Linked DNA regions of Homo sapiens: all the other regions are linked to region 1. A link is a contact called in ENCODE Hi-C data. All regions are on one chromosome and are shown on one strand. The core of a region is the stretch at or near the end of the contact, and the rest is flanking DNA. Distances in the headings are between cores, read along the strand shown. Region 1 holds the start of SGPP2 (sphingosine-1-phosphate phosphatase 2). Region 2 overlaps CUL3 (cullin 3). Region 3 overlaps DOCK10 (dedicator of cytokinesis 10). Region 4 holds the start of STK11IP (serine/threonine kinase 11 interacting protein).

Region 1 (7,137 bases), core at 1,212-3,711:
AGAGAAGTCACCCATGGAGGAACTGACCTTTGGAAATAGAAGGATGAGTGGGGAGGATATTTAGAGAAAAGACAGGCAGCTCAGGCAGGCCAACGCCTGTACAAAGGCCTGCAGAGAGGGCAGCACACTTTTCACAACTGCCCCCTTAAAGTCCTGTAAATTGCCTGAGTGTAGATAAGAGATAATTTTTGAGGGGGGGAATCAATGTGTGTATGTAAAGGATTAATCTTCCCAAGTCATTTGAAACCAACCCACCTGTAAAAACATTAATTAACCTTTCATTTATCAAGCACTCTCAAGTTTATGATTTCCCCCATTATATACCAACACAATGATTTCTTATCTTGGGCATTCAGCTTTCTTGCTTTTACATGATCTGTAAGCAGAAGTCCTGTGTTGGCTGGGTGGGTGTGGGGAAACCGCCACAATTTCACTCACTGAAGACCCACCAGGATTGTCAAGCAGTAAGAAGATAAAACTGTGTAAGAAATCTGCTTAGCTTGCTTTTAAAGGTCAAGAGGATCCAACTGTGGAGTTTAAAGTTAAGTTACCAGGGGTGATGTTTAAAACAGTTTGAGAAGCACTGGTGGAACAATTCACTCTTTTTCAGCTTCCTGAATTAGAGAAACAGGGTAGAAGCTTGTGAAGAGAGCAACAGAAAGCAACTCACGTGTCTACCTGTGGGTGTAAACAGTGTGTGCACCGAATATGTCACGGCACGTTTCAGCCATGGGACTGTTTTTTGTTTGTTTGTTTGTTTGTTTTGGTCTTTTTTTTTTTTTTTTTTTTTTTTTGAGACGGAGTCTCGCTCAGTCGCCCTGGCTGGAGTGCAGTGGCGTGATCTTGGCTCACTGCAACCTCCGCCTCAAGCTATTCTCCTGTCTTAGCCTCCGGAGTAGCTGGAACTACAGGCCGCACCACCACGCCCAGCTGATTTCTTATCCCCCCTACTCTGCCCCGTTTTTAAGACAAGGCAAGAGAAAAAAGAGGGGTTCTCATACTCATCTATAGGTTACCGGAATGTCACATGGGATAAAGAAGGAACAATAAAGAGGAAAAAATACAGAGGAGGATTTCTCTGGAGTAGAACACACAACCACCCTCACCCTCCCAAACAAATTCTGTAATCCAATGCCTATAATATTCCATTCCACACAGAAGCCAGGTTCTTCGTAATTCCTCAGTTACTACATCTAGAAATTTACACGTAAGTAAAGGCCACCTTTCTTTCACCAAAACCTTCTAGGAAGAACAAAATGTGGCTGTGTACAAGGAATTCGAATTATTAATACGTTTATTTCTGTTCTCCTGCGCCACACTTTTGACTTTGCCGAGGGAAAAGGCAGGTGCTGCCAGTGCTCCCGGTAGACATGCGTCCCCAGAAGCCAAGTGCAGCCCGTCTGGTCCCTGCTGCCTAAAGTCCCTGTGCACTGCGACGACGACGCACGCTGGTTCCCCCCAAGCCGCAGTGGGTTGTATAACCACGCTTTGAACACCTAGCGGGAGCGTAGCGAGCTTCCCTCCCAGAAGCATCTGTTAGAAGTCACTGGTGTCGGTCCATAAAAGACCCACCAGGCAGGAGGGACCCCCAGACTCTGGGGGAGGGCAAGCGAGAGTTGCTGTTAAGACATCATCGCCGGGGGTAGTGCAGGGAGGTTGTAAATCTCTCTAGGAGCTGTGTGAGCCCCAAGTTCTGTGCCCAGAGCTGGCGGTGCAGCGCGGTGAGGAGCGCGCTGAGCCCGGCTGCACCCGCATTTGTGCGCATCAGGGAAGGGGGATGGGCGGAAATGCAAGAATACGGGGGTGGGGGGGAGTCTAAGAACGTCTCCCCGGGGAAGTGCCAAGGACATCCCCGCTCCTCCGTTCCATTACGTAACTCTTACATATTTGCTGGCATCTACGTGAATTTAACTACTTTTGAAAGTGGGAAGTCTCTAAATGGACTGCATTGAAAGCGTCTGGGGATATCTCAATAGACCCGGTTGCCCCTGGCAGCGTTGGAGGGTGGCATCCTGGTTACTGGAAGGCCAGGCCTCCCCGTCCGCTCGCAGCGGCGGGAGCCGGGTCACTGCCGGGGACGGCGCCCTCTCGGCCCGGCCGGCCCCGCGTGGCGGAGTCGCAGGGACCCGCACGTCCGCAGCCGCCCCCTCCCCGTACCCGGCGAACACCTGCCCATGGTTACCTCCGGCGCCGCGGCTCTGCGCAGCCCGTTGGCCGGAGCCTCGCCGCCCTTGCCGTTGGCTGCGGGGAGATGCTCGACCCCGGGGACCCGCGCCGCGCGCTCCGTGGGGTCCGCGCCGTTCTCCCGGGGGCCTTCATCCGGAGCGGGGAAGAGCCCGCAGCGGCGCTGGAAGCGGGCGACGAGCTGGGAATCCTGCAGGCTCCGCAGCAGCTCGGCCATGGTGTGCCCGGGGCCGCGCTCCGCCGCCGCTGCCACGCCGGGCCGGTGCCCTCCGCTGGCACCGCCACTCCCGCCTCGCCCCCGCCGATCCCGCACTCCGGGCGGAGGCCGGGCGGGCGGGGCCCCGGGCCCAGCCAACAGGTGCGCCGCCCGGGTCCTAGCGCCCGCCCAGGTGTCTGCCTCCACCTTGCGCAACGCGTCCCCCTTTCTCTCCGTCCCGGAGGGCTTGGGCGGCCCCGGGCGGCCACGGGGGCAGGACCGCCTGTAACTGGACGGAGGAGTGCCGATCTCCGAACTGCGCCTCTCTTCTCCCGGCGCCCCCAACCCCCCACCCCACCTTCTTCCCCCGGCAGACGTAACACTAATGGGAGCGGCCGAGCGCGCGTGCACCTGCGGCCGCTCCCATTAGCCCATCCTTTTGGGCTCAGGCTGATCCCACAGTGACCTTCCTTGCAACTCTGAGCCCAAGGTGAAGTCGGATTTCCTCCCACGCCAGCTCCCCACAGCCAGCCACGTACTCTCACCTTCCTGCAAGACTAGTTCCCAGTAAATACAGCGAGCCCCCCAGGGAGAATTCCCAAGTTCTTTCCAAACTGCGTGATGCAACGTCTCCCTAGAGGTCCGAACACCCTTGAGCTTGCTCAAGTACCCAGGAGGTTCAAAGTGGGCCCTGAGTCATCTTCCGCGTCGCTGCCCCTGCCCTTCTGATTTGGCAACTGGGGAACATTTTCAGGTGGGTGGGAAGGAAAGTCCCTTCTGGGTTTTCCGCATTGAGAACAAAGATGCTTACCGCTTTCTCCTACTTCTTTCTTTCCGCTCTGCCTCTCTTTAAGCAATGACACTGGGAAAACCCCACCAGACCATTTAGGGAGTTTAAACGAGAAGAGAACAAAGTGCTGGAGGACTGGGGACAGGATTAGGTATCTCATTGCACCTGCACCTGCTTTAGAGCACTCAGCAGAAGATAGCAAAGGAAACATCCTGCAGGCCGGCCTTGGTTTTCCCTCCTCCCTCCTACATTTCCCTCCTGGGCTCAGAGATCCCTTGGGAGGCAACAATCAAATTAGGCCCAGGTGATCAGTCTGCAACAAAAGTGCAATTCAACCCCGTCTTTCGTTTGCAGCAGAAACCTGCATGTTTCCTGATTGTCCATGCAAAGCCTACTAAGAATTTGGTTGCACAAATGATTAATGAACACCTGTCAATGCCTTATTTATTCAGTTGTCCTTTTAGGCCTGAATGTCTTTGGGATGTGACTTTCCAGGATGATGTAGTCCCCTTCATGCCCTAGTTTCTACTTTTCTTGCTTCTCAGTCCTGTCTGGAGAGCAAAGTCAAGGGGACTGAGAGAATGCTGAAGCTCTTAAGGGAAACCATTTTCCTCTTACAGAAGACACGCAGAGTTATTGTCATGTCTGGCGGGATCACACACAGAAATGTCCGGCCCAGGAGGTGGAAGCATCTCTCCACAATGCTTCTGGCTGTCATTTACAGGTGTGAGGCAAAACCCTGTGGTTTGGTTTTAGAAGCTGGAGCTGTGATCGTTGGGGACCTGTTCTGCTTATGTGTTAAAGAAATATGTTTTCCTGTGAAGGCACTTGCATCATGTGTCTCCCGAATTTAGTGCTTCGATTTTTCTTTCTACCAGTTAGGAAAAATAGGCAAAGCAAAACATGGCACACGCAGCATTAAGTTAATTGCCAAAGAATTGTATTTGTAGACAGAGCATTTTATCTCCATGGAGGATCAGTTACTGATTCCAGCTTCTAGTGGCTCACCAAGTCACCTGATGTAAGTCACCATATGTCGCAGTTTATCCCTGTAATGAAATGATAATCCTCACTTCTTGTCTTTCTTATAAGGCTCTTGTAAAAATAACCTTGAGACAAGCTCTATAAGGCCTAGTGAGATCATGATAAGAAGGTGTATTGTGCTGGAGTCATTCAATCTAGGAAGGAATCCTCAAGAGAATTTGGCTCTGAACATCTTGAGTAGGACATCTTGAGCCTCCTGGGCAGTGGTAAAGTCCATTTCCCCAGAACCTTTTTTTTCTAAGGCCCAGTCTGATTATTCTGAACATGAATTTCCCAACCAACCTAACAAAAATCAACATCTTTGAGAAGTGGTAGGACTGAAAGACTGCTGTAATGGTGCAGAGATATCAAATAGTAGCTTGCAGTCATGCAAAAAATTTTTTTTTCTTGATACCAGAGAAACACCCTGTAGTTCTTTGATCACTGAACACTAGTCATACCTGTGGGAAATACATTTCACATCCCGCCCCCCGACCTTTTTTTTTTTTTTTTTTTTTTTTTTTTGCCAGGGCAGAAATCCAGTTATTTGTACTTTGCTCACTTGTATATATGTAACAATTACAAAATGACATATTTAAAAGGAATCAATGATGGATATATTAATACTAGTTCGGATAAAGGTTAAGCTACTATAACAAAGAGACCCCAAAATAGAGTGGCTTAAGGAACACAGACATGTATTTCTCTTTCATAGAATGGTTCTAAGGCAAGCAGTTGAGGTTAGTAGGAAGCTCTGCTCCATGGCCCTACTCCATGACTCTGGTTCTTTTCATCTTATTGCTCCACCATGCCCTGAAACTGAGCCTTAGGTCATCGTCCTCTTTTGCATGGTTGAATCTGGGTTAGGGCTGAACATCTGAAGTTCAGCTCCTGAAAGGGTGAAGAGAGAGAGTGTTCTGAGCAGCAATGTCTTATTAAGCAAGTGAGGCAGAAGTTCACACATCACTTTCACTAACATTCCATCAGTGAGAAACAATTGGAAATGTTATCTCTAGCAGGGCAACCTTATGTCAAGCTTAAGCTATATTCCTGTGGAAGAAGTGGAGGACAGAATTTTTTTGTGGGCAACCAGCAGTCTCCACCAGTATTAGGAAACTAATGTTGGTTAAAATGTTGTACAGTAAAAATCCATGTTATAATTCAGCCATAATCTACACATTTTATCTAGGCAGCTTGTCATTCACTTGGCATGTTATAAATACTCATGTGCAGATAGAATTTTTTAAAAGAAGCCACACTAAAAATAAGTTATTCCAAAAGACAATTGGCCAGGCATACATGCCTGTAATCCCAGCACGTTGGGAGGCTGAGGCGGAGGATTGCTTGAGGCCAGGAGTTCAAGACCAGCCTGGGCAACACAGGGAGACTCCATTGCTACAAAAAAATTGTAAAAGTTAGTCAGGCATGGTAGCATGAACTTGTAGCCCTAGCTACTCAGGAGGCTGAGGCAGAAGGATTGCTTGAGGCCAGGAGGTTGAGGCTGCAGTGAGCCATGACCACACCACTGCACTCCAGCCTGGATAACAGAGTGAGATCTTATCTCAAAAAAAAAAAAAAATGGGGGCAGGGACACCTGGTAACCTTTAATAAGTTAAAGTAATTTTTTAAGTGTTGTCAAAATACCTTCATTATAAATGAAAAATTTTGGTATTAATTACATTATTGCATTTTAAGTTCTGATTTAGAGTTATTTCTCTGCAAAGCACGTTACTTCCAAATTACAACTAGACTGTTCAGTTTTCAATTGGGCAATGCTTCCTGGATCAAGACAAGTATACAGAATTTGGGTTCTGTATTGATTATCTATTGCTGCATAACAAATTATCACATAAAAATAGTAGCTTAAAACAACAACATTTATCATCTCAAAGTTTTTGCAGAGCAGGAATCCAAGTGGTTTTAGCTGGGTCCCCTGGCTCTGGTTTCTCACAGGGTCACAGTCAAGGTGCTGGTTGAGGCTACATCATCTCAAGGCTCAACTGGAGGTGGATTTGCTTCCAAGATCACTCAGACGATGGTTGGTAGATTCAATTAGCTGCAGACTGTTGGCCACAGGCCATTCCCTCTTTTTCAACACATGGGCCATTTCATAGAATAGCTCATTATACAGCCTCTTCATAGAATAGCTCATTATACAGCCCTTTACTTCACCAAAACAAGCAAATGAGGAAATCAAGACATACAGAGTGTCTGAACAGGACAAAATAGAAGTATTTTATAGCCCAATCTTGGAGGTAACATTCCAATAGTTTTATCCTATTCTACTTCATAGAAGCAAGGCCCTAGATCTAGCCCACACTGAAGGACAGAGGGAGTGAGACAAGAATATGAGTAGTAAATGGTAGGGATTCTTGGGAGCCTTTTCAGAAGCTGCATACTACAAGTTCTTCATGTTTACATTAATTCTCTAATTTCATAGCCACAATATCAATATTTATTGTCCCTAAGAAATACAATGCATAGTCTTGGCCTCAAGGAGCTTCCATCTGTTGCACACATATAAGATGCATACACAGAGAAAAACGCGTGCAATAATATAAAAACAATACTAAAGGGAAAAAAATGGAGCACCAGATGACAATTTCTATTAAAAACTACACGTATCACAGCTGTAATTCTCAAATCTGGAATCAGAATTATCCCAAAAATCTGCCAAAATTATGGACCTCTTCAAAGAAAGTATAAATCCTTAAATTAGAAAAGAGAAAAACAATGAAACTAACAAATGCAAAATAGAGTTATTGGGAAAAAATGCAACAAAATAGACAAACCATTAGCTAATCTAATAAAGAAAGAACAAGAGGAAAAACAAAAGCACAAAATTTTAAATACTGAAGGAAAAATAATCATTAAAAGCAGAGGAAAAATTTTAAAAGCCTTAGAGGCTACTTTGTACACCTCTATGAAAATAAGTTTTAAAAAT
Region 2 (6,931 bases), core at 4,048-6,547, 2.1 Mb before region 1:
AAGGTATTTGCAGCAAAGGTGTTCTGCAAATTATTCTGAAAGGAGATTAGAGGGAATAAATTCAAAGGAATGGGGAGAGAGTAACCCAAGAAAGGAGGGTCACTGCTTCTTTGAGCTATTTGGAAAGTCATCAAGGATGGGTAAAGAGATGAAGTGGTGTGTAAAAATAACTTTATGAAGAGGAGAGAAGCTGAGAAACTCTCTTTTGGTATTCTAGTCTCCTTAGTAAGGTAGAAGGTAGGACCATCAGTTTAGGGTGACAGAAGCATGTGAGTTGTTGAGCCCTTAAGGAGTGTGGTAGGCTACTCCCCAGCCCCCTAATCCCGAAATATGTCCATGACTAATCATTGAAACCTGGGAATATTGCCTTTATATGGCAAAAGGGACTTTGCAGATGTGATTATGTTATGGATTTTTAGATGAGATTATCCTGGGCTGTTCCCCTGGGCCTGATGTAATCATACTGGTTCTTACCAGAGAGATGAAAGAGTCAGTCAGAGAAAAAAGGCGATATGATTGTAGAAACAGACTGGAGTGATGGACTTTGAAAATGGAGGCGGGGGCACTAGTCAAAGAAGACAGATGGCCCCTAGAAAAGCAAGGAAATGGGTGCTCCTGAGAGCCTCCATAAGGAGCCAGCCCTGCCAACATCTTTGCTTTAGCCTGCTGAAACTGATTTCAGTTTTCTGAATTCTAGAATATAAGAGAATAGATAAACCACAAATTTGTGGTAATTTTTACAGCAGCAATAAGAAACTAATACAAGGAAAAAAAATGGAATGCTCACTGTGCTGTGATCAACTAGGTGTAAATAAATGGATTATCTATAGTTGTGAGGGGATAATTTAGGTGAGTTGGCACAAATTTTGTATAGTGGAGCCAGTTAGAGTTTGACCTTTTTCCAGGGTACTTAGCCTCAGAGAAGAGTGTTCAAAATAAGGAAAACCCACTGATAGAATTTTCCCTCTTGGGTGTGGGGGAGAATTCTAAGATAGTAGCGTTTTTGAAATGGTTGCTGTGGGTCTGTGCTGTTAAAGGAAGCAAGTGAATCTCATATGGTCCATGAAATAGAAGTATTACGTATTTGGGATCAGCAGACCTAGAGATCTAGTGAGAATGAGAAACGGGATCGTTCAAGTGTAACAAAGTAGGAGAGGTGGGAAGAAAAAGATGATCTTCAATGCCAGAGTTATTTGATGTCTTCTAATGATGAGGTTCAAGGTTTGCTTATATCAATGTGTGGCTGGAGGGAATCTTGATAAAATGCAAGATTAAAATTTAGGCATCTTTAAGGAGTGTGTCAGATTGCTCATTAGTGTGAACGTTGTAGTGCAAATGTTGCTCATGGTGTGAACCAAAGGTAATAGGTGGCAAGGAGCAGAGTTTAGATGAATACTATACGCTATTTGCTAAAGCTACCGTGGAGAATTTGTGTGCCTTTTTGGAGGCCAGAAGATAGGATAAGAACATAGAGATGATGGAGTCTGTGGGTCTGTGTTTTCTCATGTACATTTTGATGATTTTAGCTCTTTAAAAAGTTTGTTCACAATATTCTAGGTTGCACATTTAGAGAATTTTGAAAATAACTATATTCTGGAAAAGCACAGATAGATTAAGAATTTTCCTGGCACCTTCTCTGCTTTCAGAATGATGTACTAGAAGAAACAGGATGCAGTGACTTTTGGGCTATACCTCTTCAACATTTTGACTGACTTTGCTTTTGTAAGAAAGGTCTTTTTAAGACAGGCTTTCCCCATTTGTGCTCTAATTTTTATAGCTATGACTGACCAGTATCCAGTACCCCGGCATCTTTTTATAGTTAGAAGTCACATACTAGGCCTTATGTCAAGGAAACCAGGGCATCATGAAATACTGTAAAGGTTAAGAATGTGCCTGATAATAAGGGTTTCTTCCTTCCTTAAATTCCTGCTGCTTTTTAATTTTATTTTTCTTGCTACTTAAAAATGTTATTTAATATTTTTCAGCCCCTATCTGAAACAGATTAATAGAACAGTAAACTTTTTTTTTTTTTTTTGGAGACTTAGTCTTGCTCTGTCGCCCAGGTTGGAGAATGATAAACTTGATCGCTGTGCCTTGTGAACTGTTTTCTGGGTATATGCAGTGATGATTTTAGCAGTCCATGACATTAAGTTTAGGAAGGCAAGTATTCAGTGTTTACACTGCCTAACATGAAGTAGACCCTGTGGTCAGAAATAGAGCACATTATTTGTTTTTCTTTTCTTTTTTTTTTTTTTTTTTTTTTTTTTGAGACGGAGTCTCCCTCTGTCGCCCAGGCTGGAGTGCAGTGGTGCAATCTCAGCTCACTGCAGCCTTCGCCTCCTGGGTTCAAGCGATTCTTCTGCCTCAGCCTCCCGAGTAGCTGGGATTACAGGCGCCCACCACCACGTCCAGCTAATTTTTTGTATTTTTCTTAAAGACGGGATTCACCACGTTGGCCAGACTGGTCTCGAACTTTCGACCTCAGGTGATCCACCTGCCTTGGCCTTCCAAAGTGCTGGAATTACAGGCATGAGCCACAGCGCCCAGCCCGGAAATACATCACATCTTGATAGAGTAAAGGGAATGAACTTGTATACATAAAGTGGACTCTGACAATGTATATGGGAAGTTTGGAGTAGTGAGAAGAATGTTTAATGTGAATTAAGAAACTAGTTCCTGCTTTGTCATTAATTTGCTCAAGTTATTTACCCTCTCAAGACTCTTGTTTTCTTATCTGTAAAATTATTGGACAAGAGATCTGATTCTTATCTTTTGGGAGTCATAGATCCTTTGGAAAATGGTCATATTTCACGAACTCTCTCCTGGAAGAGGCAGGCATGTGTGCATGCACATACCATAGAACACATACTTTGTGCAGTTTCAAGGGGTTTATGGGTGCCTGAAACCTATCTATGGAATCTGTAAGGATATGTTGATTAGATTATTTTAAATGTTAGAGCCCTTTTAGCTCTTAAGTTTTATACCATCTTAAAACTGAAAGTGAACAGCTAGATGTAGTGTCTGAGGAATTATGATAATGAAGGAAGAAAACAGAGTAGATTAAGTTGATCACAGTTTCTTTAGGAACTCTTCAAGTAGGTTAATATAAGCCTTCCTTGGCTGAGTCTCCCCAACACTGCTACTCAAAAGAGCAAATAATACTTTTACCTTTGGTGCGTGCCAGGCACTGTTTAAGCACTTTATGTATGTTTATTTAATCCTAACAATATTATTATCTTATCATTATTTTTGTTATTTTTAAGCAATACTTTAGGAGATCAATAAAACAAAAAAATTTATTGTGTTTCTTTGAAGGTAAATGTTTTTCCAAATACATAACAACAGATATCATTTATTACATACCTGTATCACTGTGCCACATGTTTTAAATACTTGACCTTAAAGTTGAATGTTATCTCCATTTTTGTGAATGGAAAACTGAGGTTAGAAAGATTAAGAATGAGGTTAGAGAGATTAACCCGCCAAAATCATACATTTACTGAATAACTGGAGTAGAACATTGGATTTAAGCCTTTGAATTTGCAGTGTTTGATTTTTGATTCAAATTTGAATTTAGAAGTTGATTCTAAAGCTCATGGTCTTCACCACTGTGCTCTATCAATCACCTCAGTGCAAAAGAATTACATTAATTGACTGTTTAGTAGAGTTTATGATAAACCCAGAATTTTAAGGTGTATCACTTGTTCCATATATTGAAGCATTTAGTTTGTTTACATTTAAAATAATTACTGATACATTTGGGTTTAAATTTACTGTCCTGTTTTTTTTTTCTGTCTCATCTGTTCTTTATTACTTTCCTCAGCTTTTTTTTTTTGCTTTCTTTAGATTAATAAGTGTATTTTATTACCCCCACCCCCATTAGCTTATTATTTACATGTTATTTTAGTAGTTACCTTAGAGATTATATGCATTAGATTAGTTTTTTGTTTTGTTACTTACCACTTTCTGGGTAGGGCAAAGGTCTTAGAACATTTTGACTTCTTGGGGTTTTTCCCCTTTGGTTTTTATACTTTTGATCCTGGGTTGTTTTTGTTTTGTTTTGTGGGGGAAACGGGCAAGCATGGTGTTTTAAAATTTGAATTCCAGTATTGTTTGTGAAAAATTGTGGAGGCCCTGCATGATACCTTCCTCCAAAGTAAATTTAATTTTGTTCCGGCAGGCAGGTAAAGTACAGTCAGATCACCGTGATCTAGTTGAGGCTAGCTTTTAGTTAGTGTTGGTCTGTTAACAGTTTGCCTTTATTTCCAGGACATACCTATTCACAGAGCATAGTTCCTCTGGGGTCTGAACTGAAAGAAAGCCTGAGGTGTTTGCCAGGTTGCCTTCTGAATTAATGTTCCTAGAATTCTAACAGTTGTCTCTTCAGCACAGATCTTCAGCCTCCCTTTGATAGTTTCTGTTTGGATTCTTGGTGTCATCACCCCTTGCTTAGGGTGCTGTATCAGTAAACATCTCAGTGAAAAATTTCTTGCAGAAATTGCGGCTCTTTGTGTTTCTCTCCTCTTCAGAACCTTGACATCTTAAGTCCTAGCTGCTTGGTAACCAACTCCACTTTTGTCTTTCTGGTTGGGCTCTTATTTCCAGTCCTCCAAAGACAGCAAGTGACTGAAGGGAACCAGTGAAGGCTGGTATGGGGCTCCTCTCAGTATGTTTGCCTTTTCTCCGGAATCTTGGCCCTACAAGTCTAGGTTGCCTTTGTTACTCTTGATGCTTTTAAACACTGGGGGTTTTTGGTTTGTTTTTTTAATTGTGGTCAAATACATATAAAATTTACCATCTTACCCTTAAGTGTGCAGTTCAGAGCTATTAAGTGTACGTTCACATTGTTGTACAGAGCTGTCACCACCATCCTCTCCAGAATTCTTTTCATCTTGCAAAACTGAAATTCTGTACTCACTAAACAGTAACTTTCCATTTTCCCCTCCACCAAGCCTCTGCCAGCTACCATTCTACCTTCTCTGTTTATGATTTGATCACTCATTACCTCATGTAAGTGGAATCATAAGGTGTTTGTCCCTTTGTCACTGGCATATTTCACTTAGCATGTCCTTAAGGTTCATCGTATTACGGCATATGTGAGAGTTTACTTCCTTTCTAAGGCTGCATAATACCGCATTCTATGTGTAGACCACATTTTGTTTATCTGTTCATCTGTTGATGGACACTTGAGTTGTTTTCACCTTTTGGCTACTGTGAATAATGTTGCTGTGAACACGAATGTACAAATACCTCTTCAAGATGTGCTTTCATTTCTTTTGGGTGTATACCCAGAAGTGGAATTAGTGGATCCTATGTTAATTGTTTTTGTAATTTTTGAGGAACTGCTATATTGCTTTCCACAGCAGCTATACTATCTTAGGTTTCCACCAACAGTGCACGAGAGCTCTAATTTTTCCACATTCTTGTCAAAACTTGTTATTTTGTGTTTTGTGTTTTTTTTTTTTATAGTAACTCTTCTAATGGGTATGAGGTGGTAGTTTTTTATTTTCATCCAGCTTTTATAGTTGTTCTTCCAGGGGCGTTGGTCTTACAAAAGCTTTTCTTTCAGTACTAAAGGTGGAATAACATTTTGAGGTAGATGTTATTTTACAGATGAGGCAACTGAGACAGATACTAAGGTCACACCTAGTAAATGGCAGACAAGACTGAAACAGAGGCTATTTGGTTCTTGAATCAGTGCTCTTAACCACTGAATTGTATTGCTTCTCTAATACAGGTCTTCTTTCCTGAAAGATAGTCTTATAAATTCATTGCTCTAAGACCTCAAAGTGTGATTAACTGTTTTTTTTCCCTCTGACCTCTAGATTATTAAATTTGAAGTAGAGAACAGTGTTTTTATTTTATGATTTATTGCAGTTTACACAACTTTAGAGAAACATGGGTTTGATTTGTCCAATATCTTGGTAGACAATTCTTAAATGGAAATTATTTTTAAATAAAAAATTTTCACAACTGTGTTTTTCTTGTTAAAATTTTTCAGACCCCTGAGAAGGATTGTTTTTTTGAGACGGTGTCTCACGCTGTCACCCAGGCTGGAGTGCAGTGGCAGGATCTTGACTCACTGCAAGCTCCGCCTCCCGGGTTCATATCATTCTCCTGCCTCAGCCTCCCAAGTAGCTGGGCTACAGGCTCCCGCCACCACGCCTGGCTAATTTTTTTGTATTTTTTAGTAGAGATGGGGTTTCACTGTGTTAGCCAGGATGGTCTCGATCTCCTGACCTCATGATCCGCCCGCCTCGGCCTCCCAAGAAAGATTTTAAGAAAATTTTTACTGTGGTGGAAACTCTGAGCTTTTTAGTAGTGGCTAAGTCCACCAGGTTTTTTGACACCATATCATATGCTTCTCTACCAAATTTATCAGTAATATTTTTATATCTAGAAATGTTTATCTGTACAATTTACTAATTCATATGTTACTGGTGCTGTTTTAGAAGTGTAGTCAGTTACTGGTATCATGGAAAGTATTGAGAAAGTTCTTTAAACTTCGATCTAATTATAATTAGACTTTTTTTCCCCCACTATGATTCTGCAGTAGAAACTTTTTACTACTTTTCTGCTCATTTAAAATTTTTCTATTTCTGTCTTCATTGTGTTAAACCTTTTTAAATCTGTATTTATTTCATGATTTGAAAGTGAACTCTGAAAATATTTTATTACTTGTTAATAGAGGATTACCTTAGTGATTAAATTTGGTAAGGCAAGTTCTAACATGTTCTGACAGACTTGTCATAGAGTTATTTGCCTCTTTTTTTTTTTTTTTTAATTTTAAATGTGAGTTTAACTTTTCAGGGTTTATCTCTAGCTTACTAGCAGAATAAGTATTTAATATTTATAAAGATTTTTTTAACCCTGTTTACATTTGTCTTTTCGTATTCTCTTTTACAGTAGTAGACAAAAACAGTTACAGATG
Region 3 (7,129 bases), core at 3,521-6,020, 2.5 Mb before region 1:
ACTTTATAATCCAACTTACAACTGACATCCACTGAGCATTTTATTATATTCCACACATGGCGCTAAGCACTTCACCAATATTCTATTAATAAGCCTCACAACATCTAATAAAGTAGATACTGTGGTTATCTTTATTTTGCAGATAAGGAGACTCATTTCCAGAGAGGTTAGGGAAGTCACCCAGAGGTACCTGGCAAGTAAGTGTGAAGGCCAGCACAGTGGTCTTACCCACAGTGGCCAACACCACAGTCCCAATGACATGCTTTCATGCTTGAAACGTGTATCCTCATCCCCAATTCCTTGGGCCTTTGCCTAGGTGACCAGTTTGCCTCTTCTGAGATAATATTCTAAGTTATTGAAGATTATAATGGGTTTGTAGCTTTTCCAGGCAAGTGAAGCTGCATTTTAATAGAGACGTCCCAGAACAGAAACAGAAACCTAGGCTTATGCACTAATTTGAATAGTGGTGTTTTGAGACATGTAGAGAAGTGAAAGAGGGCACTGATTTGAAGGACAGTAGGTCTGAGGTTCTTCCAAGCAAGTCAGCTCGGCTTTCAAGAGGTACTAACTCTGGTCCAAAGAGAAATCTCCACCATCTGCCAGGAGATCCCTGGCTCTGGAAGCCATCATCAAGGAAATACTGGATTTGGTGGCTCACACCTGTAATCTCAGCTACCAGGAAGCTGAGGTGAGAGGATCTCTTGAAACCAGGAGTTCTAGACTAGATTGGGCAACATAGCAAGACCCCACCTCAAAAAAAATTAAAATGAAAAAAGGTGTGATGATACACATTTGTAATCCCAGCTACTCAGCAGGCTGAGGCAAGAGAGTCATTTGAGCCCAAGAGTTCAAGGTTGCAGTGAGCTATGATCACACCGCTGCACTTTAGCCTGGGTGGCAGAGTGAGACCCCATCTCCGAAAAACAAAGCCGGGGGGGGGCGGAAAGTAAAAACTAAATACTAGATTTAGACCTAGGGTTGGGGAGAGATTTTTCCCTGCCCTCCCCCAAGAAGTTTTGGCAACTTCTGAGGACCTCAGTGGCTGTCACAGATGGGCACAGCAGAGGGCGGGGAGTTTGCTACTGGTATCCATGGGTAGAGGCCAGCCAGGGATGCTACAAAACATCCTGCAATACAAGGGACACCCCCACACACAAACAACAAATGATCAGATCCAAGATGTCAATAGTGCTGAGTTTAAGAAACCCTGATTTAGACAATACCTGAGGGACATGACAAGCATGACCAGGTTTACAAATTCCAAGCACAGCCGTGGCCAGTGAAGAGGCTGGCTTTATTCCAGGGTTTTCTCCTCCATTTCCTAAACATGCGGTGTGATCCAGCTGGTTAGTTAATTCCACCTGACTGAGTATACATTAGGAAAAGAGAATATTTGATTTTATAAATGAGATCTCCGTGCAGTATAAAAATAGTTTGTGTTGGGAGGTAGTGCCACAGAGGGCACTATTATATGATTTTCTGCCTAAGAAAACTATTAGGTGAACCAGCTTCTGAGGCATTGTTTCTCAAAGTGTGGTCTGTGTAGTGTCTTTAACAGGCATCACTTCGATGCTCTTTTTTTTTTTTTTTTTTTTTTTTTCTGAGGTAGCGTCTCGCCCTGTTGCCCAGGCTGGAGCGCAGTGGTGCAATCTCGGCTCACTGCAACCTCCACCTCCGAGGTTCAAGTGATTCTCCTGCCTCAGGCTCCTGAGTACCTGGGATTACAGGTGCATGCCACCATGCCCAGCTCATTTTTGTATTTTTAGTAGAGACAGAGTTTCACCATGTTGGCCAATCTGGTCTCGAACTCCTGACTTCAAATGATCCACCCACCTTTGGCCTCCCAAAGTTCTGGGATTACAGGCATGAGCCACCGTGCCCGCCAATGGATGGTCTTTATAAAGCCAGATTACTAAACCCCCCAAATGAGAGCTACTGAGCTCCTGGTTAGGGTCAAGGAATCCACATTTTAAACAACTTATCCATGTGATTCTTACAAACACTGGAGAGTCTCTTCTCTTGGGGTTATAGTAGTAACTTTCAAAGTCCTACTATTGTCCAGGTCCCAAATCAAGTCTCAGTGCTTGTATGAAGAAATCCTGCTTCACCTTGGCCAACACAATGTTCTCCTTTGTTTTCAGATGCTGCAACCCATATTCTTCATTTGTCACTTCGTTTCTGCCTTTTGTGTTTTATGTGTACCATCATCTCCCCACATGGACTGTGTATAGTCTGTTCTAATTCTCTCTTATCATTGATTCCTGGCACTGGACAGACACGAACAATGTTTGACAGAGAGTCATTCTCATAAACTAGATTAAATACATATGGGTGCCCTTATGAGAGGTATCCAATTCTTGTTTCTCTGCTATTTCAGTTCTTCTTGTTTACCTAGTGAGGTGCAGAACACATACCCAGAGGTTAATTTGCCCTTTAATTGGGGACCTTAACTACTGGACTTCAAAATGTCAAGAATTTACTGCAGTGTGCACAACTAAATAAAGGAAATTCAACAATTAGTTATCTGCAAAACACAAAGTTCTTGATTGCAAACCCAAGACCCTACCATTATTCTCCAATTTCCACAATGCAAGGCATTAAACACTTAAATCAAAGTATTGTATTAGCTTTATCTCCTGGTGGAGGCCTTAAAAGACACAAATGCATTACGGTGCCATTAAATAAGTGGTTTGTGGAGTCGACTGGGTTACAGGGATTGTACCTAGGCTAACAATCTGATCCACTAGCAATAAATTGTTGGTCTAGATATCTGGTTGCCTTCACACTCAGCAATTGGCATTTACATGACAATTAGTTTCCTTCTCAAAATTGCTTAGGTAATAATGCTTTATTGCCTTCCATTTATAAAGACAAATCCTTCTGCAGTAAAAAGACAGCCACAAGAATAAAGCATATGTAATGGTGGTATTCCATAAATTGACCAATTTTTCCATTAGAGCTTTACAGATTTGAAAGACCTTAGTCTCCCCACAAAACTTACATACAATGTGCTTTTCAGGGTAATTATTAAACAGTGAGTGACATTCATATTGAAAGCAAGGTAATGAGTAGTTTGAATGGCTACAGGAGGGCAATTTTAGGTGCTTGTTTTATTTTAAAGGAAATAACATTGGTCTGTAGTTAATTTTGCCAGTAGTGGGAAGCTGGAGTAGGCTCCAAGCCAGCAAGCAGACAGGATACCTCTGTCTCTAGGGAAAATGCAATTGGAAAACAGTCCCTATAAGATAAAAAGATAACTGCATTGATTCAGATCTCCTCAGCCTCATCTTCTTGGAGGCTGTATTTGTGTGTCTTCACCTGATCATTTGTGGAAGAAATCTGCTTCAGCTCGGAATGCTTTTCATTTTCTTTAAAAGGTAGAGGAAAAATAGTATAATGAAAAATATATTGCTTTGGAGTTGATTACTTTTTAATAGGAAAAGAACACTGTATTCTAGGTGAGAATTAGCTGCATGCCTTTGTAAAGAGCAGTATCAATCCAGGCATATATATTTGTATGAAACATGTTTAGAAATGCTATGAGCTAGCTGTGGTATTTTTGTTGTTGTCATTGTCATTATTGTTATGCCCTGGCTTCTGAGGATGGAGGCAAGGGCATGTGAGTTAGAGTTTTGTCTCCATAAGAATAAATGTTTGTCCCTTAGAGATTTCCCATTTTCAACAGCAGAGCAGGCTGAAGCTGGAAATATTAAAATACACATGACTTCTCGAAGACAGTTGGATGCCTTTAGCAAAAAAAAATCAAAAACTTCAAAAAGGGTGATTAACTAAATGCCCAACAGGAAATTCAGAAAATAATAAACCCTAAAATCAATGTATTTTATTTTCTAAATATCACACTAAGATACTTATTGGTAAGATATATACATATCTCTGGACTATAATTTTTTTCTGGAAATGGATATCTCTGACCAGTGATGAAGTCCACTATTGAAAAAGTATAACTCCTTCACTGTTTGCTGTTAGATTCTAAGATGGGCTCTGTAAACTCTGTAAGAAATGAATTTCTTACCTACCCAAACCCCTCTCCCATCAAATTCTGATTTGATGAGAATTCTCTAAATGAGAATTTTCACCTTCTAACCTATTGAAATTCAGTACTGTGAACAAATATTACAACTTTATACCTGTCTGAAAGGCTATAATTGGAGTACTATGTTATTTTAATGCAATCAAGATAATTTTATGCCTATATACCTGTACAGACATACACAGCAAATGCACAACATCTACCCCACACACACAATAAGCATGCATCACACACACACACACACTCTGCACACACAGACTCCCACATGCACCACACACCCACAAACTGCAGTCTCTGTTATTGTTGGCTCATCTACATTCTCACTCATGTGCACAGCACCCTTTATTTTCCAAGAAATTTCTAAATACTGTATACGATTAGATTGGCACAAAGGTAGTTGTGGGTTTTGCCATCATTTTTAGTAGCGCCATTTTAAAAAACCACTATTTTAAAAATAATCGCAAAAACCGCAGTTACCTTTGCCCCAACCTATATTTCACAGACATTGTCCACTTTGAAAACTGTACGTTTAGAAATACGAGGTTTTGTCGTGTTCATTTAAACTCCCCCAGACAAGTCTACTCTCATTGGTAACTTGGAGCTGCTCAGTTGGGTTGACCTTTCTAGCAGGAAGCAGTGAGCCTGAGTACCACTAACTTTAAGAGCTCTTCTGCAGGGCTGAGGCTCAGGAGAGACCACAGTGAAGGAGGAAGTAGATACTTGCTGCTTTACTTCCTTTAAGCAGGGTGTACACTGGTTGAGCTGAGCCTGCAGATGCACCATGGACCAGTCTTGTTTTTCCTATGACAGAAAGGCTGTGCAGCAAACTAACCTGCAGGCAAATGGGGAAATCTACTGGAAATGGAAGAGAAAAAAATAAAATGAATTATCCAAGCATTCTGCGATAATGAAGAAGTAATCAATGGCAAATGCCAAAAAGCTCAACAGGTTAAAAAACTTGGAATAAAGATAAAATGTAATAAGGAAGTAATAACTGAAGTGGGAAGAAATGAATAGGAGGTGCCTTACCAATTGCTCAATTTAGGACTTGTGAATCCTGTCATCATGTACATGTGTCTAAATCTTAAGCACTATGTTTCTGTTACTCTAAATTCCTAATGGTACTTTTGGGGCCATTTTAATGGAATGGATTCAAATGCATTGTCAATGAAAGCCAGGTTTCTGCCCCCCGGTTGCTTAGATTCAGTGATGATGCCATTTCCGGATTGGATAGCCTATCTAACTGAAAATAGTTAGAATTGAGCATGTTAAAACATAACATAGGCCGGGCGCGGTGGCTCACGCCTGTAATCCCAGCACTTTGGGAGGCCGAGGCGGGCAGATCACGAGGTCAGGAGATCGAGACCATCCCGGCTAAAACGGTGAAACCCCGTCTCTACTAAAAATACAAAAAATTAGCCGGGCGTAGTGGCGGGCGCCTGTAGTCCCAGCTACTTGGGAGGCTGAGGCAGGAGAATGGCGTGAACCCGGGAGGCGGAGCTTGCAGTGAGCCGAGATCCCGCCACTGCACTCCAGCCTGGGCGACAGAGCAAGACTCCGTCTCAAAAAAAAAAAAAAAAAATAACATAATTGAGCATTTAAAAAGGACTTTCACATAGTATATTGACTTTGTTTGCTGCCTTTCCTCCACCATTATTTTTCTTCCTTTCTTCCAACTTTGTTGAGCTCTCCTGTGCCATTCGACTTCTCACCTTTATTTCGACTTCTCACCTGTATTTCACTGCCAGTATTTTCCAGTAAATGATCTAGAAGCCAATTTTCCATTTCCTCCCACTCATTTCTTAGTCCCATTGCAACCTGGATCTCAGTGGTCAGTGGAAACCACAACCAAAGGCCAAGTGTCTTTCTCATCTACACCTTCTTCTCAGTACATCCTTGATGTTAAAATTAAAACACACGCATACAAAATTCGAGAATAAGACGTAGTAGACTGTATTTTAAAGACGTCCCCTCCAGACTGCCTGATTATTCAAACATGAATTTTCGTACAGCTGTGAAGGGACTTTGCAGTCATAAATTAAGGTTGATCATCAGGTGGCCTTAAAGTAGAGAAATGATTCCAGATTGTCCTGGCCTGATCACATGAGGCCCTGAAAGCCAAGGCTTTTTTCCCTGGCTACAGCAGAGAGATACAGAAGAAGAGATATGTTAGGAAGATGAGGCAAAAGGAGAAGTTAGATTCAAAGTGTGAGTGATTCAGCTGGCTATTTCTGGTTTAGAAAGGGTCCTTGAGTCAGGGGATGTGGGTGGCCTCTGAAAGCTAAGAATAACCCCTGGCTGACAGACAGCAAAGAAATGGCCACCTCAGTCCTACAACTGTAAGGAATAAATTTTGCCAACAACCTTGCATGTGCCTGAAGACAGCTTCTCCCCTGGAGCCTCCAGAAAGAGATACCACCCTGTTGACACTTAGGTTTAAGTCTTGTGGTTCTCCAAGCAGAGAGTCAGCTGAGCCGCACTGAATGCAGATTTCTGACCCATGAAAACAGATCATAAATGGAGGTTGATGTAAGCCACTAAATGTGTGGCAGTTTGTTACAGTGGCAATAGAAAACTAATACAGATTGCCAGAACTTTTTCTTAGGTTTCTGACATTTTAGCATTCAAATTCCCATGTCTCTAAATCATGGTTAAGTGTCCCATCTTACTTAATTTCCAAACATCTAGCCTCTTCTCTACTGAAAATGGCAAACTTACTTTCTGACTGGACACCATGGGACCAGACTTTGAATTCTTATATAAGAATATGTGAGACTGTGCGTTTTGTATGTACATATATGCATGCATATATATGTATATACATAAATACATACTTACATAAGAAATGACAAATACCCATTATGTTCAATAATAATAGTTTATGTATATACACAGATAGGAATCTTAGCCATTATACATACACATATATATATTTTGTTCACAACTCCAGGGACTCACATATATTGTTTCACAGCAACCCTATAAGCTATAAACTAATTGCTCTATTCTTACATATAAAAGTTAGGCAGAGATAAGTCAAATACCTTGCTGGACGTTATCTAATAGACAGCTGAAGAT
Region 4 (6,558 bases), core at 2,233-4,732, 2.8 Mb after region 1:
GCCAGGGCCCCATGGCCCCAGGTGCAGCTCAAATACGTGGTTCAGCTGTTGCAGTGTGGGAGTCAGCAGGCTCAGGGTGCTACAGCCAGACAGGACCACATCCCCTGCAGAAAAAGGGGCAAACAGGAGGGAAGACACAGTGAAAAGATTTTTCTCTTTATTCTAAGGCTCTATGATGCCAAAATATACCCACTCCAATCCATATTGTAGATCTTCTATTGCAGGATCAAATTTTCTATCTCCTTCTCAGCTCAAAAGCATTCAATGGCTCCCCTCATCTTCAAAAAAAGTCCTAACATTTCATTCAGCCTGATGAGACTGCTTGGCTACACAACTCCAACCAACTCTTCCAAATTTTCTTTCACCTTCTGCTCAAAAGAGCCTCATCTACTGACAGTGCTGGAAATACAGCCAGCTTGGTTCACAGTTCTCTCTTGTTATGAGACACCCCCTTCCACCGCCCAGCTTGAGACCAGCCTCCTCCAGGAAGCCGCCTCAAGAAGTAATACTGCTGAATTTTCATATTGCAGTCACTCATTATTACACAAAAGTTAATTGGAAGTTTTATCTTTCTTTCTTTTTCTGATTGCAAAGCACATCTGTAGAAACTTTCAAACAATACTAAAAAGTATGTCATAGAATAACTATTCATTATAGCACTAAGGCATTGTTATTGCTGTCTGTTAAAACTGCTCTCTCTAATGAGACTTTCATCCTTGAGGGCATCTTTTGATCACTCTGGTATTCATCACTGCACCTAAAAAAGTGCAGCTACAAGCTAGGCATGAAGGAATGCTTTTTTGGCTTAAAAAATATAATAAGTATGGAGTCAAAGAATGCTGCAGAAATAATACAGAAAGGTCCCCTGTATCCTTTACCCAGTTTTCCCTAATGGTTACATTTTATATAGCTATAGTACAATATCAAAGTCAGGACACTGAGCTGGTTGCCGTGGCTCAGGCCTGTAATCCCAGCACTTTGGGAGCAAGGCACTTGAGGTCAGGAGTTCAGGACCAACCTGGCCAACATGGTGAAACCCCGTCTCCACTAAAAACACAAAAAATTATTCTACGACTCTAACCTCGTCTCTACTAAAAATACAAATATTCTCAGCTGGGCATTGCGACATGCGCCTGTAATCCCAGCTACTCGAGGGGCTGAGGCCAGAGAACAGCTGGAAGCCAGGAGGCAGAGGTTGCAGTGAGCCGAAATTGAGCCATTGCACTCCAGCCTGGGTGACAGAGGTAGACTCCATCTCAAAAAAAAAAAAAAAAAAAAACAAAAACAAAAAAAAAAACACAAAGGGCAGGCGTGGTGGCTCACGCCTGTAATCCCAGCACTTTGGGAGGCCAAGGCGGGTGGATCACGAGGTCCGGAGTTAAAGACCAGCCTGGCCAATATGGTGAAACCCCGTCTCTACTAAAAATACAAAAATTAGTAGGGCATGGTGGTGCATGCCTGTAGTCCCAGCTACTCGGGAGGCTGAGGCAGAAGAATCACTTCAACCTGGGAGGGAGGCAGGGGTTGCAGTGAGCCGAGATCATACCACTGCACTCCAGCCTGGGTGACAGAGCGAGACTCCATCTCAAAAAAAAAAAAAAATTCAGGACACTGATGTTGGTACAATATGTATATATAGCTATATGCTGTTTATATAAATTCCTGCAGCCACGCAATCAAGATACAAAACTATTCTGCTGCCACAAAGCTCTTCTCCTGCTACCTCCTTGTAGTCACACATTCACACACCCACCATTCATCACTGAATAAATTAACAAGTCCTACAACCTGACATGAAGGATTCTGTATGTACTAGACACTGAGGATAGATACAGACATGGTTCAAGGACTCTTCCCACGTTCAAAGGGCCTCCTAGTTGTCTCCTCCCAGAGAAGGATATAAGACATTTGCAAAGTTATCAATACAAGCCAGGAAATGAAACTGCTACTGGCCAGGTGCTGTGGCTCACGACTTTAATCCTAGCACTTTGGGAGGCCAAGGCAGGTTAATCACTTGAGGTCAGGAGTTCAAGACCAACCTGGCCAACATGGTGAAACCCCGTCTCTACTAAAAATACAAAAATTAGCCGGTCATGGTGGTGCACACCTGTAGTCCCAGCTACTCAGGAGGCTGAGGCAGGAGAATCACTTCGTCCCAGGAGGTGGAGGTTGCAGTGAGCTGAGATTGCGCCACTGCACTCCAGCCTGGGTGACACAGCAAGACTCTGTCTCAAAAAAAAGAAAAGAAAGAAAAGAAAACTGCTATAAAGAGAGCTTCCACAGATATCGTCAATAGGAGCATGGAGTGATGGAGGACAGCTAACATTAACTGTAGTATGTACCAGATGACTTTGGTATCTCATTCAAACCTTCTCAGAATCTCTCAAAGAGAAGCACTATTAACCCCATCTTACAGATATGAAAATTGAGGTTCAAAAAAGTGAAAAATCTTGATGGAGATCATATAATTGGTAGGAAGTTACTTCTCCTATCTGATCTCAAAGCCAAGGCTTTTTCTACCACAACTAATGCCAACCAAGTATTCAACAACTACTGTGGCTCCATTATGCCCAGGCACAGTGCCAAGCATCAGGGAAATCATTACAATAACAATAGCTCCCAACTGTAAGCAGTTACTATACTTGCAGGCATTGTACTAAATACATGAATTAAAACGAATCCCCACAAATGTTAAGTACAATCACTATGCCAATCTGTGAGGAAAACTGAGCCTCAGGAAACAGTATGGCAAGTTTGAAAGAGGGTTGATATTCCAACCCAAGTGGGTCCGACTCCAAATCTCGTGCTTCTATCTACTGTATTTAGTACCTTGCTACACAATAATGATTATGACCGAGATCAGTCCCTGGTCCTGAGGGGCTTTTAGTCAGGTAATGATCACTTCCTTCTGACAGTGTCAGAGAAGGCACGGAGGGAGGGATACCGCCCTTTGGCCTCAAAGGACGGCTAGAGTTTAGGCTATCACAGGCAAAGGACACTGTAAGGGCGAACAAACCTGGGAAAAGTAAAGAAATTGAACTCTGACACCTGGTGACCCTACCAGTCGTAACTCCATGACTCTCAGGGCGTGTCTCCAGAAAGCACCACCCCCACCTCGTCCGAGGTCCGAGGCCCAGCCCAACCGGAAGTCCACTCACCGGACTCCCGCAGCAACCCCGCGAGCTTCCACAACAGGGAGTCCCTCTGAGCGGTCGTCATGGCCACGGGACGCTGGGGGGCGGAGCCTGGGGGGGGAAAGAGGAAGCGGAAGAGCCTCAGGTGGGCGGTAGTGCCAAAAGCCCAGGGCGTCCGCGCAAACCGAGGCGTCATGCGGAGAAAAAGGCGAGAAAGAAAAGAGAGGAAGAGCATCCTCCTGGCCGCCCTTTCGAGGAACATAAGTCCTGGTCAGACATACCGAACCTCCCCGTCTGGTCCTCCTACCAGCTCAGCTGCCCGGCGCCTATCAATGATGGAAAGGAAGTCCCGCCCCGGAAGAAAATCGAGCCAAGGGACGACCGGAAAACATGTCTCTGCCGCCGGAAACCGCGCCGTAGATCATGCAAACGAATCGAAAAGGGGCGGTGCGGGGGCTGTCTCCTGACCGCGGTGGTGGCTGCAGTGGTTCCCTGGGCTTCCTGGCCCGGAGCTGGGCACCCATTATTCCCCCGCCCTGCGCAGCCTGGGGCTCCCGCTTGGCTTTCGGCGAGCCTACCGCGCCGGTGAGGAAACCCTGACTCGTTTGCAAACTGGGCGGGGAAGCAAAGTTTAGAGAAATGGAGCTTTGTTAGATAAAAATTTTTTCAACGCAAACAGTCATTTTCCAGTGAAAGGAGAGCGTATCCGCCGTAGGATGGACTTAGATCGTGTAAAAGCTGAGGCCACCGAGGATATAACCTCCGGGGTCCTTTGCCTCCTTTTCCTTAGACTCCCTCCAAACTCGTGTATCTTTCCTTCAGCAGTACTGGGCTCCACGCGAACCTAGTCCTTTGTCTTTACCCTATTACCTTTCATAACATCCTAGTTGAAAAGTAGTTATTCAACCGCGTTTGAAAATGAGAACAGGTTCACAGAGGCTAGGTTACTTGCGAAGGTCGTTCAATTAGTAACCAGTAGCGCCAGGACTGCCAGTTTCTTGCTTCCGAATTCTCATGGTAGCTTTCACCAGGCTCCCCGTCAAATGCTAACGTCAACTACTGAACTAGATTAGCAAAAAGGTCTTTTAACAGAATTCCTGGTTTTCAGAGAGAGTTTCTTTCATGAAGCGCCCCATTTCTACAGAGGAAAATCAAAATGAATCCTAAGCCAGTTGAAAGGAGGGATAGGATCATAGTCATCTTTATCCCAAGTTGCCAGATTTGAAAGATTTTATTTTCTCAAGACAAAATATTTGAAATGGCAAATATTTCAAATATTTTGAATATTTGAACCACACAATTTCGCATTCATGGCATACTACTTGTGCTCTGAGCTGAAAGCCTTTTAGGTTAAATAAAGTAAGTGGAGATACATCCGAAGCAGCAGTGTTGAGCTCAGAAAAACAATACCCCAAAATACGGCGCTTTGGTATGCTGACTATTTTGAACTAAAAGAGACTGGAAGGCCTCAGGCACAGTCTCTCCGACCTTTTCCTGCCCTCCTGTCTCCCAGCCTTCTTTCTTCCCCAAGGCAAGCCATAGAAACCAGAATTCCTCTTCCCCAAGATGAGTCACAGAAACTAGAAGCCCTCTCCCCCAAAGCCAGCCATAAAACCTAAACTTCCCCCCACCTTTCTATGTAAGAGCTGGCCGTGGCCTGGCGCGGTGGCTCACGCCTGTAATCCCAGCACTTTGGGAGGCCGAGGCCAGCAGATCACCAGAGGTCGGGAGTTCGAGACCAGCCCAACCAACATGGAGAAACCCTGTGTCTTCTAAAAATACAAAATTAGCCGGGCATGGTAGTGCATGCCTGTAATCCCAGCTATTCGGGAGGCTGAGGCAGGAGAATCGCTTGAACCCGGGAGACAGAGGTTGCTGTGAGCCGAGATCACGCCATTGCACTCCAGCCTGGGCAACAGGAGGGAAACTCAGTCCAAAAAACAAGCTGGCCGTAAAGAACTTCTCTGGCCTACCTTGTCTGATAGGCCGTAAGACCCTCATTCTGGAAGAGATCCTGCCTCATACCTGGGAGGAAGGAATGCTACACAGAAAGACCTCGTTGGGTTTCCACCTGCTGTCTGTTACTATTAAGTGGCACACTTTTTGCCCAACCACATTACTGCAGGCTGTCCATTTTTCATAGAATCTAAGCATTAAAAACAAGTTTTCCCTGGCTCTTTGGGTAGCCATTTCTGAAGGCTCCCATGTCATGTAAAACTTTGATTAAATAAACTTCTTAGTTTATTTTAGATTTTTCTCTTAACCTATCTTGTTATACGAGCTCTGACCCTTATGATGAGGAAGAAAGGCATCACAACTTTTCAGCCCCTACAACAGCTAACTAGTATGCAAATATAAAGTCAGAGTAAGAGCTCAGTATATTTTGTTGAATTATTAATCCCATAACCTGACGATTGTCAGTCCCTGTTTATTAATCATCTGGAACTTAGAAGGGCAGATTCTCCCAAACAGTAACTGCCAACTCTACCCCTCTTAGGCAAGAAACAGATTCTTTTCAAGTCACTGACATTGCAGTGTCTTGAAATCTGTTTCAGCCGTGCCTTTTCAACCCATAGTTATTTTCTGAGAATTGCTCCACCCACATGGGTAGCCCCTGTAGCCAGGTTTGCTCTATATCCCTTTGCTTCTCAGAAACATGGAAGTGGACAAAGGGAGAAGCAAAGAAAGCTGAACTACAGAGGGAGAGAAAAATAGATCTACTAAGGGAAAGCAACAGGAGACTCCGTAGTTCTTGTTTCCCTCCCCCTTGTGAGGCCCACTCTCCTTTCTACCCTTGGCCTGTAGGGGAGGCCTTGGCTGCCTTCCAGAGAATTCTCCCCCGCTTTTTTTTTTTTTTTTTTTTGGCCTAAGTTAATCTGAATGTATTTCTGTAAATTGCTACCATAAGAACTTCAACTAAGACAAAACCTTTACAAAATGAAGTCTAGATTAGCAAATCTAAAAGGGAAAAAAATTCCCATTCATCATAGCAGCCAAAAAATCAATAAATTATAGATATAAATACAAATACACACATGCTTATAATATTTTGAGAAATATGCCAGATCTATGTGAAGAGAACAAGAGAACTTTAGGACATTAAAAATGACCCAGCCAGGCACAGTGGCTCACACCCAAAATCCCAGCACTTTGGGAGGCCAAGGCAAGTGAATCACTTGAGGTTAGGAGTTCGAGATCAGCCTGGCCAACATGGTGAAACCCTGTCTCTACTAAAAGTACAAAAATTAGCCAGGCGTGGTCGCAGGCACCTGTAATCCCAGCTACTCTGGAGGCTGAAGCAGGAGAATCACTTGAACCAGGGAGGCAGAGGTTGCAGTGAGCTGAGATGGCGCCATTGCACTCCAGCCTGGGCAGCAAAAGCAAAACTCCTTCTCAAAAAAAAAAAAAAAAAAAAAATTCTCTT

Evidence for each region. Hi-C counts contacts between places; a loop is a spot of excess contacts on that map. Pooled maps may share reads with other maps.
Region 2: a loop to region 1 is called in a pooled map, with 25 times the contacts of the local background. The contact joins the enhancer-like site here to the promoter of SGPP2 in region 1. A Hi-C loop is called at or near these places in 7 of 37 single-sample maps with no recorded cell type and 7 of 50 pooled maps.
Region 3: a loop to region 1 is called in a pooled map, with 4 times the contacts of the local background. The contact joins the enhancer-like site here to the promoter of SGPP2 in region 1. A Hi-C loop is called at or near these places in 2 of 37 single-sample maps with no recorded cell type and 3 of 50 pooled maps.
Region 4: a loop to region 1 is called in a pooled map, with 17 times the contacts of the local background. The contact joins the promoter of STK11IP here to the promoter of SGPP2 in region 1. A Hi-C loop is called at or near these places in 2 of 37 single-sample maps with no recorded cell type and 4 of 50 pooled maps.

What each region holds. Positions count from the first base shown.
Region 1 is chr2:222,419,867-222,427,003 of GRCh38, reverse strand. SGPP2 (sphingosine-1-phosphate phosphatase 2) reads right to left here and starts at 2,461. Exons shown (of 5, transcript NM_152386.4): 1 at 2,183-2,461. The coding sequence starts at 2,401. RefSeq lists enhancers at 1,468-1,527, 1,578-1,727, 2,918-3,217 and silencers at 2,028-2,077, 2,088-2,317, 2,408-2,757.
Region 2 is chr2:224,521,922-224,528,852 of GRCh38, reverse strand. The region is part of intron 3 of CUL3 (cullin 3); the gene reads left to right. Among named protein-coding and RNA genes, the nearest start is that of CUL3, 60 kb to the left of the region's middle. Within about 2 kb of position 5,297, at least 6 of the 41 ENCODE cell types and tissues checked have a DNase peak (open chromatin) inside an H3K27ac peak, as active enhancers do.
Region 3 is chr2:224,951,097-224,958,225 of GRCh38, reverse strand. All of the region lies in intron 1 of DOCK10 (dedicator of cytokinesis 10), which reads left to right. Among named protein-coding and RNA genes, the nearest start is that of MIR4439, 56 kb to the left of the region's middle. RefSeq lists an enhancer at 89-478 and a silencer at 4,705-4,754. Within about 2 kb of position 4,770, at least 9 of the 41 ENCODE cell types and tissues checked have a DNase peak (open chromatin) inside an H3K27ac peak, as active enhancers do.
Region 4 is chr2:219,594,781-219,601,338 of GRCh38, reverse strand. STK11IP (serine/threonine kinase 11 interacting protein) reads right to left here and starts at 3,482. Exons shown (of 25, transcript NM_052902.4): 1 at 3,416-3,482; 2 at 3,159-3,245; 3 at 1-104. The coding sequence starts at 3,219. RefSeq lists enhancers at 3,041-3,100, 3,311-3,530.